2 separate regions of the Homo sapiens genome follow, and region 1 is linked to region 2. The links are chromatin contacts, found by Hi-C or POLR2A ChIA-PET in ENCODE. All regions are on one chromosome and are shown on one strand. The core of a region is the stretch at or near the end of the contact, and the rest is flanking DNA. Distances in the headings are between cores, read along the strand shown.

Region 1 (6,503 bases), core at 95-2,594, 53 kb after region 2:
AGTATTTCTGCATTCTGTATAGGAACATGTGTAACAATTTCATAATTTAGCTATATAGTTGCTAAAAATACTGAAATGCAAAGAACCCAGGAGAAAAAAAAAAGAGTTCTGAGCAATCAGAGCGGGGTTCACAAGGTTAATATTGTTCTCATTTTACAGATGAGACCATCAAGGCTTAGAAAGAGCAACTGACTTAGCTAGTCACATAGCTAACTAATATAAAAATAAACACTTAAATCTAGCCTGAGGGAATGCTCCCTTCCATCACACTATCTCAAGAAAACAAAGCATATGCTCACTCCTGTCATTGTTCCAAACCTATAGTCCCTTAATTTGGCAAGATTGTATTTGTTCCCTCACTATAGAGTTCAGGGATGAGGGCCTTTTTCCAAACCTTCTCTTTAACCCACAAGTGGCCCACCCAGGTTCACCATCACTACAACCAAGAAGCTGGCTTCTCTGATCCAGACTGGCTGAACTAGCTCACTTAAGTGAGTCCAATTTCAAATCTTATGTGAGAAAATCTACTTTTGAATTCTGGCTCTGCAACTTGTTGGCTGTGTGATATTACTGTAAGATTTTATATCTAAAATAGGAATAGTGATAAAATTCTGTTTTTCCTACTCCTAGGGTTGTGAGGATCATATTACATGTAAAAAGTTATTCAAACTGTGAAACAATAGGTTAATATTAGTTCTTATCTCAGCACTGAGCAAAGGACATTTATTTTCAAAGACAATATAAAACAGAATACTAAAGTTGTATAAAGATTTAATTATTCAATTTAAATAGTACTTGAAATAATTTATAATAGAACTGGTAAGCACTAGACTCACATCTAGTCCTCTGCCACAAATTAACCGTGTGCCTGAAATAGCCATGTGACTTCAGGAAGTCACTTTTCTCAGCCTTGGGTTCTTCAATTAAAAATGCAGAACCTGGTCTGGAGCAAGGATTAGTCATCCTCTGCTTCCAGTAGCCTAAGGCTTTTCAAATCAGTTTCAGAGGCTCAGCAAGATATGAGGGGAAGACAAGCAGGAAGGAAACAGAGAAGGTGGGGCATTCAGGTGTTTCATCCCTAATTCCCTAGAGCAGCAGCTCAACGTTTCTCAGTTTTTACATAATGAGGTCCTATAAACTATAATCAACACTCATAATGGTGACTTTGAGTTCTAAAGGGAAGGTTCATCATGTTCTTCATAGGCCACAGCCTACATCTTACCTACCAACAAGGTTTACTCCCAAAGTCCATTTGAAAGCTGCCTAAAAACATATTATCTCATAGAAGTTATGCTATTCAGTAGCAATCAAATTCACAGGTCAGTGTACAAAGACCCATGTAACTCCAAGTATTGAGTCATGAAACTTCCTGCCACATGTGACAGGTTTCCCTGTGACAATGTATTTCTAGTTCCAATGTGGAATGCCAGGAATATGTTCACTCTGTGCCAAGCTACCAGGATCGGTCCTGGCCCTGCTGAGGGGTTTTGTTATTATTATTGGGTGATGAGAGGCAAACTTAGCCAACAAATACTTATTACAGATCATCTACTATGTACCAGGTATTATGCTAGTCACAGGTTTAAAATGACAGGCAAAACACAGCTCTGGCTCTCATGGATTGTGCAGTCTTGCTCATGTCTCATACAGCAGAGAAAGGCTCTGCAGTCATGGCACTGGTTCTTACTATGATTAATCATGGACAAGTCAAGTAACATTCCCAATCCTTGGGAGGAACCCTTCTACAAAATGGGTATAATAACTGTAAACATAAAAATGTGGTTTTTAAGGGTTAAATGACACAAAGTATGCAGAGTGCCTAGTAGTGCCTTGCACATGGAAAAGTCTTAGTGTTAGGAATTTGATGATATAATAATGATAATGTTTTAATAATGAAGATGTTCTAAAATGCTGTGTCCTGCTTTAATCCAACTGCTTTCCTTATTGGAGTAAGCTCAAAAATATTACTAAATACTTGAAACTACATTTATGATTTCATTCTGACAAGTTCAACTGTTTACATTCTAAAAAGGATTTTTCACATCTCAGATCAAACTATGAAATATTAGTATTATTCCATAAAAAAGCTTCAAGGTAAAACTGTTAAAAAAATTATATATGCAATAATACATACTTTAAATGAGTCTTAAATACTTTAAGAGTCATGGGAATACAGTCATGGAAGGAAATAAGTTCTTCATTCAAAAAGAAAGTGACAGACCACTTAAGAAAGAATTGAGATGCAAGTCACATATAAACACTAAAGCATTTTGTGTAGCAGTGTCTTTGAATTGTCTAATTTGAGAGATTAAAGAAAACCTCACACAAGCACTGCTCTCCAGGACCCTGATTTATAAACTGTAACCACTCCTGTAGCTGTGGTGCAAACTTCTTCAGTGAATCCTGGAACATTATGCAAACAATTTCACCATATGTCAATACCTCAAAGAACAAAAGAACCAGTTCTTTGTGTTTCACAATCGAAGGGCTTACCAGTGAACTATACTAGAGCAAAGTCACACAGTGATGAGAACTGAGATTGCAGAAGCCTAAGTATTGAACCATCCTATAATATTCATATAAGCCTTTGTGCTGTGATCATTTTTCCTCCAAAACATTATTGCTGCAAATCTAAATTTAAAGACTAAAAAAACAGCTGTTTTGTAAGAAACAGTAGGTAAACACAGGCCTTTTTAAATTTTAACCTGGAGTAACCTATAGAGAAAGCAGTTTACCTAACTTATATTGGATTATGTTTTATCTAGGACAAAACCCAAAAAAACTCAAAACATCCACTCATTAGGCATAAGGCACAATCTAGTTAGAAGATGCTCAAGAAAGACAATAGTAGGTAGTAGTAATTATTATTAAATATGCTATAGACTCTAAGCATTATAAGGATTCAGCATTTCCCCCACTAAGAGGGCATCTGAAGGCATCTTCTGAAAATACAAGGCGTAAGCTAGACCTTGAAAGACAGTTAAGATTTAAGACTGGAGAAGCCGAACATGGGGAAAGAATGAGATACTATGAACAAAGTAACAGAGGCGGGAAGTCTTGGGCAATATTTAAAATGGCATTAAGCCATTACCCAGAAATAGCTAACTGTGCCTGACTTCTCTCTAAACATATATCTAATTCCTGACATCTTATTTAGTGCCAATTCCTGTAAATTCTGCTGTATATTTTATGTAGCTGACTACTCATTTCTTTCCCTACAACCATGGTTTGAGCCCTCAATATCACTTGCCTGAATAACCTTAACAGTCTCCTAACTCATCTCATAGCCATCAATATTTCTTTCCTTTTAGAAGCATAGATGCTTTGTAAAACTCCATTTTAGATTTCAATGCTTTTGTTATTTTGTATAACAAATAAAAATATTTTCTGTGGTATTAAAGCTAAAAAAATCTGTTAAGAAAAATTAAACTTGCTAAGAACTCTATTAAGCCCTGCAAGTATCATGTATTTATATCCTAAATTAAATCAGTTAAATCTGTGAAGTGAAAGAAAGCCAAGCCAGCAAAACTGTCAAAAACTGTACCACAAAACCACATAATCAAGAGTGACTAGTTTTCTCTTCTATACAGAATACTGTTCTTGGGGATGGGTTTTGTTTGTTGTTGTTTTTATCCCCACATACAATTTGCATGCCATTGATGTAACATTGATTTTTGATGACACTAAGGAAGAGTATGCACATGGCCACACACTAGGTACATAAAGTTGAATGACTACGTAGACAGAAGAGCTACAAGATTTATTCTCACACATAAATGAGAGCCACTTGTAAATTAAATTTTAAAATGACAATTTACAGCATATAATTTCAAAGACAAGATCGAACTCCAGGGTGGAAGGCAGGGGGTTGGGGGAAAAAATAAATAAGAAATTCAACTCAGCAAGTACTTGTGACATATTCATTATATGCATGGCACTGTGATAGAATGCAATGGCAGATAGGAAAATGAGTAAATCAAAGAGTTTATAATATGATAAAGTCATAAACATATATAACATGGCTTGGCTGTGTCCCCAACCAAATCTCATCTTGAATTGTAGTTCCTATAATCCCCACATGTTGTGGGAGGGACCCGGTAGTGGGGGAGGTGAGGGGGGGAGCAGTTACCTCCATGCTGTTCTCGTGATAGTGAGTTCTCACAAGATCTGATGGTTTCATAAAGGGATTTCCCCCGTTTACTCTGCGCATCTCTTTGCTGCTGTCATGTGAAGAAGGATGTGTTTGCTTCCCCTACAGACATAATTGTAAGTGTTCTGAGGCCTCCCCAGCCATGCTGAACTGTGATTCAATTAAACTCCACAGTTTATTGACCTCAAAGTCAATTTGACCTCAAAATTGAGTCACAATTGACCTCAAAGTCAATTTCCCAGTCTTGGGTATGTCTTTATTAGAAGCATGAGAATGGACTAATACAACATACAAGTAACTGAACATTCTATATAGGATGGGGATTAATTTACCAAAATTGTTTTAATAGAAGAATGGCACAATTATATTTACGATTTAAAAAGAAAACTATGAAGTAGGAAAAAAATGATGGTAAGGTGGCTATTTAAAAAAATAATGATTAGAACCAGTAATAAGTGGAAACAGAAAGGAAGAAAAAAAATTAAATATGCTCATGACTTAGCAGGTAGTCAAAAACTGTTCCTAAGTGACTAAAAGAATAGAAAGAGCTTAGATTATTTTCTTCTAAGACCACGGAAGGATATAGAACTCTAGATGATAAAATCTAGCTTAATACAAAGAACACTAAAACTAGGTGTTCTTTGTATTAAGCTAGGGTTTTTCATGACTACATTAGTCCCTGGACAACAATGAAACCAATTAATGCTTCTGAAAAGTAACGATAAGAATCACTACAAGGTCGACAATGCTGACTATCACAATGAATGTTGTGGTATTAAAAAAAAGAGAGGAAATGAGTTGTTACTTTCTGAAAGTAATATACATTTTTCCAAACTAGAAATGCATTATATAAACAGATGAACATATGGCAATACTCAAGGTCACTCATGCAATAGCAAGAGAAAGTGGAAACATTTCACAATGATAGGAAATTATACAACCTTTTCTCTGAAGTCAGCCACAACTGATAATGCAGTTTTTATCTGAAATCATTGCTACCTGGTTTCATGGAACTGTCTCATTTATCTGCCTTTTAAAATGTTTTAAAACCATTTCAGTCACCAAATTTCTACAAGAGAACTAATATATTCTATCACACAAATGATTAAGAAAGATAATAAAATTCTATACAAAGAAGTATTTCAGAATTTGTAATTTTTTCTAATATTTGTTTGGCCTATAAGATCAAGTAAATATACACATACTAAGTGTTGAATAAAAAGACTGAAATGTGCCAAAATTGGTAACTGTGGATATCTCTAGGTGGTGGTACTATGGATGCTTTTTTATTTTCTTTTTATACTCAATATATCTTCCTAATTTTCTGTGAGCATAGAAATCATTTATTATCAAGGAAAATGGTTCTTCTAAAGCAGGAACAATGCTAAATGGAAGCAATTCTGATTCTGTATGTCTAAGCTAACTGCTTCTGCAGAAATGTTAAACTCAAGAATTCAAGAAAAGGACTTTGGCCGGGCGCGGTGGCTCATGCCTGTAATCCCAGCACTTTGGGAGGCCTAGGCAGGCAGATCACGAGGTCAGGAGATTGAGACCATCCTGGCTAACACAGTGAAACCCCGTCTCTACTAAAAATATGAAAAAAATTTGCTGGGTGTGGTGGTGGGCGCCTGTAGTCCCAGCTACTCGGGAGGCTGAGGCAGGAGAATGGCATGAACCCGGGAGGTGGAGCTTGCAGTGAGCTGAGATCGCGCCATTGCACTCCAGCCTGGGCGACAGAGCAAGACTCCGTCCCCCCCGAAAAAAACAAAAAAACAGAAACAAAAACAAAAACCAAAAAAAAAAAACAAAGAAAAGTGCTTTATTCTCCTATCTTCTGTGTATTGAGAAAAATCTCGGATTTATTAAGAGTGATCCTCAATTTATTAAGCAAATTTTCATTACCAGGACATCTAAACACAACCAACATGCCTGGCTTTAGACATACAAATAGGCTTTTCTTTCATTAGAAAAATCTGCAAAATGTTAAACAAATACAAGTGTTAGAAATATGTTAGGAATTTAAAAACATGATTTTAAAGTATATGTGTTTATAACTATTATTTTAATGTGAAAAATCCTAAAATTTATTGAATGAAAATTTGAGTACCTAAAGTATCTCAGTCAAGATAATCTTTGCTAAATGTTGGAAAAGAGGCTGGCTTTTTGGCTTCCAAATCTATATTAGACCTTATCTAGTTTAGTAATTTTCATACATCTTACTGGCACTTAGTGTACATTTAGTTCTTTTTTTCTAAATGAACTACTCTTAAGTAAAACATCAATAGAGTTAAAGATAATGATTGGGCTCCCTGAGGATCTAAATCTCTGTTATTTAGTGTTATGTCATTACTTC
Region 2 (6,777 bases), core at 3,945-6,444:
TATTTATTTTTTATTTTGTTATACTTTAAGTTCTAGGGTACATGTGCACAATTTGCAGGTTTGTTAAATAGGTATGCATGTGCCATGTTGGTTTGCTGCACCCATCAACTCCTCATTTACATTAGGTATTTCTCCTAATGCTATCCCTCCCCCCACCCCCTACTCCCCGGTGTATATGTGCCACAATTTCTTAATACAGTCTATCATTGATGGACATTTGGGTTGGTTCCAAGTCTGCTATTGTGAATAGTGCCACAATAAACATACGTGTGCATGTGTCTTTATAGTAGCATGATTTATAATCCTTTGTGGGATCACTGGGTCAAGTGGTATTTCTAGTTCTAGATCCTTGAGGAATCGCCACAGTCTTCCACAATGGTTGAACTAATTTACACTCCCACCAACAGTGTAAAAGCGTTCCTATTTCTCCACAACCTCTCCAACATCTGTTGTTTCCTGACTTTTTAATGATCGCCATTCTAACTGGCATGAGATGGTATCTCATTGTGGTTGTGATTTGCATTTCTCTGATGGCCAGTGATGATGAGCATTTTTTCATGTGTCCGTTGGCTGCATAAATGTCTTCTTTTGAGAAATGTCTGTTCATATCCTTCTCCCACTTTTTGATGGGGTTGTTTTTTTCTTGTAAATTTGTTTTAAGTTCTTTGTAGATTCTGGATATTAGCCCTTTGTCAGATGGGTAGATTGCAAAAATTTTCTCCCATTCTGTAGGTTGCCTGTTCACTCTGACGGTAGTTTCTTTTGCTGTGCAGAAGCTCTTTAGTTTAATTAGATCTCATTTGTCTCTTTTGGCTTTTGTTGCCATTGCTTTTGGTGTTTTAGTCATGAAGTCCTTGCCCATGCTTATGTCCTGAATGGTATTGCCTAGGTTTTCTTCTAGGGGTTTTATGGTTTTAGGTCTAACATTTAAGTCTTTAATCCATCTTGAATTAATTTTTGTATAAGGTGTAAGGAAAGGATCCAGTTTCAGCTTTCTACATATGGCTAGCCAGTTTTCCCAGCACCATTTATTAAATAGGGAATCCTTTCCCCATTTCTTGTTTTTTTCAGGTTTGTCAAAGATCAGATGGTTGTAGATGTGTGGTATTATTTCTGGGGCCTCTGTTCTGTTCCATTGGTCTATATCTCTGTTTTGGTACCAGTAGCATGCTATTTTGGTTACTGTAGCCTCATAGTATAGTTTGAAGTCAGGTAACGTGATGCCTCCAGCTTTGTTCTTTTTGCTTAGGATTGTCTTGGCAATGCGGGCTCTTTTTTGGTTCCATATGGACTTTCAAGTAGTTTTTTCCAATTCTGTGAAGACAGTCCTTGGTAGCTTGATGGGAATGGTATTGAATCTATAAATTACCTTGGGCAGTATGGCCATTTTCATGATATTGATTCTTCCTATCCACAAGCATGAAATGTTCTTCTATTCATTTGTGTCCTCTTATTTCATTGAGCAGTGGTTTGTAGTTCTCCTTGAAGAGGTCCTTCACATCCCCTGTAAGTTGGATTCCTAGGTATTTTATTCTCTTTGAAGCAATTGTGAATGGAAGTTCACTCATGATTTGGCTCTCTCTTTGTCTGTTATCGGTGTATAGGAATGCTTGTGATTTTTGCACATTGATTTTGTATCCTGAGACTTTGCTGAAGTTGCTTATCAGCTTAAGGAGATTTTGGGCTGAGATGATGGGAGTTTTCTAAATATACATTCATGTCATCTGCAAACAGGGACAATTTGACTTCCTCTTTTCCTAATTGAATACCGTTTCTTTCTTTCTCTTGCCTGATTGCCCTGGCCAGAACTTCCAACACTATGTTGAACAGGAGTGGTGAGAGGGGGTATCCTTGTCTTGTGCCGGTTTTCAAAGGAAATGCTTCCAGTTTTTGCCCATTTAGTATGATATTGGCTGTGGGTTTGTGATAAATAGCTTTTATTATTTTGAGATAGATTCCATCAATCCCTAGTTTGAGAGTTTTTAAGCATTAAGTCCTGTTGAATTTTGTCAAAGGCCTTTTCTGCATCTTTTGAGATAATCATGTGGTTTTTGTAGTTGGTTCAGTTTATGTGATGGATTACGTTTATTGATTTGCATATGTTGAACCAGCCTTGCATCCCAGAGATGAAGCCCACTTGATCATGGTGGATAAGCTTTTTGATGTGCTGCTGGATTTGGTTTGCCAGTATTTTATTGAGGATTTTTGCATCGATGTTCATTAAAGATATTGTTCCAAAATTTTCTTTTTTTTGTAGTGTCTCTGCCGGGCTTTGGTATCTGCATGATGCTGGCCTCATAAAATGAGTTAGGGAGGATGCCCTCTTTTTCTATTGATTGGAATAGTTTCAGAAGGAATGGTACCAGCTCTTCTTTGTACCTCTGGTAGAATTCAGCTGTGAATCTGTCTGGTCCTGGACTTTTTTTGGTTGGTAGGCTGTTAATTATTGCCTCAATTTCAGAGCTTGTTACTGGTCTATTCAGAGATTCAACTTCTTCCTCGTTTAGTCTTGGGAGGGTGTATGTGTCAAGGAATTTATCCATTTCTTCTAGATTTTCTAGTTTATTTGCATAGAGGAATTTCTTGCCTTCTGCTAGCTTTTGTATTTGTTTGCTCTTGGTTTTCTAGTTATTTTAATTGTGATATTAGGGTATTGATTTTAGATCTTTCCAGATTTCTCTTGTGAGCCTTTAGTGCTATAATTTTCCCACTGCACACTGCTTTAAATGTGTCCCAGAGATTCTGGTACATTGTGTCGTTGTTTTCATTGGTTTCTAAGAACATCTTTATTTCTGCCTTCATTTCATTATTTACCCAGTAGTCATTCAGGAACAGGTTGTTCAGTTTCCATGTACTTGTGTGGTTTTGAGTGAGTTTCTTAATCCTGAGTTCTAATTTGATTGCACTGTGATCTGAGAGTTTGTTGTGATTTCTGTTCTTTTACATTTGCTGAGGAGTGCTTTACTTCCAATTATGTGGTCAATTTTAGAATAAGTGTGATGTGGTGCTGAGAAGAATGTATATTCTGTTGATTTGGGGTGGAGAGTTCTGTAGATGTCTGTTAATTTCGCTTAGTGCAGAGTTGAGTTCAAGTCCTGGACATCCTTGTTAACCCTCTGTCTTGTTCTGATATTGAGAGTGGGGTGTTAAAGTCTCCCATTATTATTGTGTTGGAGTCTAAGTCTCTTTGTAGGTCTCTAAGGACTTGCTTTATGAATCTGGGTGCTCCTCTGTTGGGTCCATATATATTTAGGATAGTTAGCTCTTCTTGTTGAATTGATCCCTTTACCATTATGTAATGGCCTTCTTTTGTCTCTTTTGATCTTTGTTGTTTTAAAGTCTGTTTTATCAGAGACTAGGATTGCAATCCCTGCTCTTTTTTTGCTTGCCGTTTGCTTGGTAGATCTTCCTCCATCCCTTTACTTTGAGCCGATATGTGTCTCTGCATGTGAGATGGGTCTCCTGAATACAGCACACTGATGGGTCTTGACTCTTTATCCAGTTTGCCAGTCTGTGTCTTTTAATTGGGGCATTTAACCCATTTACATTTAAGGTTAATATTGTTATGTGTGAATTTGATCCTGTCATTATGATGTTAGCTGGTTATTTTGCCCATTAATTGATGCAGTTTCTTCATAGCATCGATGGTCTTTACAATTTGGCATGTTTTTGCAGTGGCTGGTGCTGGTTGTTCCTTTCCATGTTTAGTGTTTCCTTCAGGAACTCTTGTAAGGCAGGCCCACAGAATCTCTCCACATTTGCTTGTCTGTAAAAGATTTTATTTCTCCTTCGCTTATGAAGCTTAGTTTGGCTGGATATGAAATTCTGGGTTGAAAATTCTTTTCTTTAAGAAATTTAAATATTGGCCCCCACTCTCTTCTGGCTTTTAGGGTTTCTGCTGAGAGATCCACTGTTTGTCTGATGGGCTTCTCTTTGTGGGTAACCCGACCTTTCTCTCTGGCTGCCCTTAACATTTTTTTCCTGCATTTCAACCTTGGCGAATCTGACAATTGTGTGTCTTGGGGTTGGTCTTGTCGAGGACTATCTTTGTGGTGTTCTTTATATTTCCTGAATTTGTATGTTGGCCTGCCTTGCTAGGTTGGGGACGTTCTCCTGGATAATATCCTGAAGAGTGTTTTCCAACTTTGTTCCATTCTTCCTGTCACTTTCAGGTATACTAGTCAAACGTAGATTTAGTCTTTTCACGTAGTCCTGTATTTCTTGGAGGCTTTGTTACTTTTTACTTTTTTCTCTAAACTTGTCTTCTTGCTTTATTTCATTAATTTGATCTTTAATCACTGATACCCTTCTTCCACTTGATCAAATTGGCTATTGAAGCTTGTGCATGCGTCATGAAGTTCTCATGCCATGGTTTTAAGCTCCCTTAGGTCATTTAAGGTCTTCTCTACACTGTTTAGTTAGTCATTCATCTAACCTTTTTTCAAGGTTTTTAACTTCCTCGTGATGGGTTAGAACATGCTCCTTTAGCTTGGAGAAGTTTGTTATTACTGATCTTCTGAAGCCTACTTCTGTCAACTCGTCTAAGTCCAGCTTTGTTCTGTTGCTGGTGAGGAGCTGCGATCCTTTGGAGGAGAAGAGGCGCTCTGGTTTTTAGAATTTTCAGCTTTTCTGCTCTGGTTTCTCCCCATCTTGTGGTTTTATCTACCTTTGGTCTATGATGGGGTTTTGGTGTAGATGTCTTTTTTTGTTGAGGTTGATGCTATGCCTTTCTGTTTGTTAGCTTTCCTTGTAACAGTCAGGTCCCTCAGCTTCAGGTCTGTTGGAGTTTGCTGTAGGTCCACTCCAGACCCTGTTTTTCTGGGTATCACCAGCGGAGGCTGCAGAACAGCAAATATTGCTGCCTGATCCTTCCTCTGGAAGCTTCATCCCAGAGGGGCACCCGCCTGTGTGAGGTGTCTGTCAGCCCCTACTGGGAGGTGTCTCCCAGTTAGGCTTCATGGGGGTCAGGAACCCACTTGAGGAGGCAGTCTGTCCGTTCTCAGTGCTCAAAACACCATGCTAGGAGAACCACTGCTCTCTTCAGAGCTATCAGACAGGGACGTTTAAGTCTGCAGAAGTTTCTGCTGCCTTTTGTTCAGCTATGCCTTGCCCACAGAGGTGGAGTCTGTAGAGACAGTAGGCCTTACTGAGCTGCGGTGGGCCCCTCCCAGTTTGAGCTTCCTGGCTGTTTTGTTTACCTACTCAAGCCTCAGCAATACAGATGCCCCTCCCCCAGCCAGGCTGCAGCATTGCAGGTCGATCTCAGACTGCTGCACTAGCAGTGAGCAAGGCTCTGTGGGTATGGGACCCACTAAGCCAGGCATGAGAGAGAATCTCCTGGTCTGCCGGTTGCTCAGACCATGGGAAAAGTGCAGTATGTAGGTGGGAGTGTCCCCTTTTCCCAGGTACAGTCTGTCATGGCTTCCCTTGGCTAGGAAAGGGAAATCCCCCAACCCCTTGCACTTCCTGGGTGAGGTGATGCCCCACCCTGCTTCAGCTCGCTCTCTGCAGGGTGCACCCACTGTCCAACCAGGCCCTGTGAGATGAACCAGGTACTTCAGTTGGAAATGCAGGAATCACCCGTCTTCTGCGTCGATCACGCTGGGAGCTGCAGTGGTTCTTTAGTTTTAATGGTCACTCTTAATCTGTATGTTAATTTCAAACTCTCCACCACTGGGTATAGCCTGCCCTTAAATTAATCTGTTGTTTTGCTTAATTAATCCTTTGGAAACATGAATTCCAGTCATACCTCAGCAACTAAATATTTTAATATGGTTAGCATCCAGTGTAAGTAGCAATTAACTTACTTTGAGATATTCAATAAAAAATATATTCTCACAGTGTTATTTAAAATTTTGTATTTTAGGTAATCAGTTAAATAAGAGTTCTTTTTCTTTGTTTTTATTTCACAATTTAGGTTTACTTAAACATGTAACTTTGGAAGTCAGCATGGAGTTTGGGCCCAGAATGGAAATTGGGTGTCAGAGATTTGTTTTTGGTCATGTCATTTGACTGTACCAGTCAGCTCTATGATGGCAGAAAACTTTCACATTGTTTTCTATCACTGCCTCTTGCCAAGGTCCACTGGGGTTATTTTTACTGTTGATGTTTTCCTGAGCTTTTGCATTTTTTTCTGTGGGCTGGTCCTTTTATACACTTTAAAAATCAGCTTCTCCTAAAATCAGGACTTTACTGTAGGCAAAGTTCTCTGAAAGAGCCCACAAAGTCACTTTTATAACTTTAACCCCGACTAGTTAAAAGCACTCACTATGTTGATGAAATCCTATTTTAGTTTGGGTTGCCCTAGAGACATGATTCATGTCCCCCTGTGACATGGATTCAAGTGCAAGTAGTTTATCTGGGAGGTGATCCTAACAAACACCTGTAGAGGAGTGGAGAAGTGAGACAGGGAAGGGAAGGAGCCAGCATCGGGTTCAGTGTCAATTAAGTTACCACTATAGGCAACAGGAGCTTAAGTTGCTGAGTAACTCGGGGAGCCAGCGTAGGAGTCATGTTTCAGAGTTATCCCACTGGAGGGGAAGAAGGGAAATGGGATTTATAGACCAACTCCTCAGTCGTTGGAAGACAGCTGCTGAAAAGTGAGGGAGTGTGAATCAGATTTTTTCCACTTGGCAGATATGCAAAGCAAGCTTTGGGGTTAGAGAAAGATGTTAGGTGAAATGCTGGCAGTTAGAAGGAAAAGGGGTGCGAAGCAGGGGAGGGGTATGTCAGGGTACTGACACAAAGTACCCCTTTGTCTACTACAAAGCTAGAACT

Evidence for each region. A loop is a pair of places that touch in the nucleus more often than their neighbours do. ChIA-PET counts read pairs that join two places held with the same protein, here RNA polymerase II (POLR2A). Pooled maps may share reads with other maps.
Region 1: a loop to region 2 is called in a map of HepG2, with 3 times the contacts of the local background. The contact joins two enhancer-like sites. A Hi-C loop is called at or near these places in 2 of 168 maps with a recorded cell type or tissue (HepG2 and right cardiac atrium) and 7 of 50 pooled maps. POLR2A ChIA-PET finds 5 or more read pairs at or near these places in 4 of 52 experiments (CD4-positive, alpha-beta T cell, CD4-positive, alpha-beta memory T cell, activated T-cell and 1 more).

Annotation. Positions count from the first base shown.
Region 1 is chr1:101,001,812-101,008,314 of GRCh38, forward strand. All of the region lies in intron 4 of DPH5 (diphthamide biosynthesis 5), which reads right to left. Among named protein-coding and RNA genes, the nearest start is that of DPH5, 21 kb to the right of the region's middle. Within about 2 kb of position 1,345, at least 7 of the 41 ENCODE cell types and tissues checked have a DNase peak (open chromatin) inside an H3K27ac peak, as active enhancers do.
Region 2 is chr1:100,944,502-100,951,278 of GRCh38, forward strand. All of the region lies in intron 8 of SLC30A7 (solute carrier family 30 member 7), which reads left to right. Among named protein-coding and RNA genes, the nearest start is that of SLC30A7, 52 kb to the left of the region's middle. RefSeq lists an enhancer at 5,275-5,324. Within about 2 kb of position 5,195, at least 7 of the 41 ENCODE cell types and tissues checked have a DNase peak (open chromatin) inside an H3K27ac peak, as active enhancers do.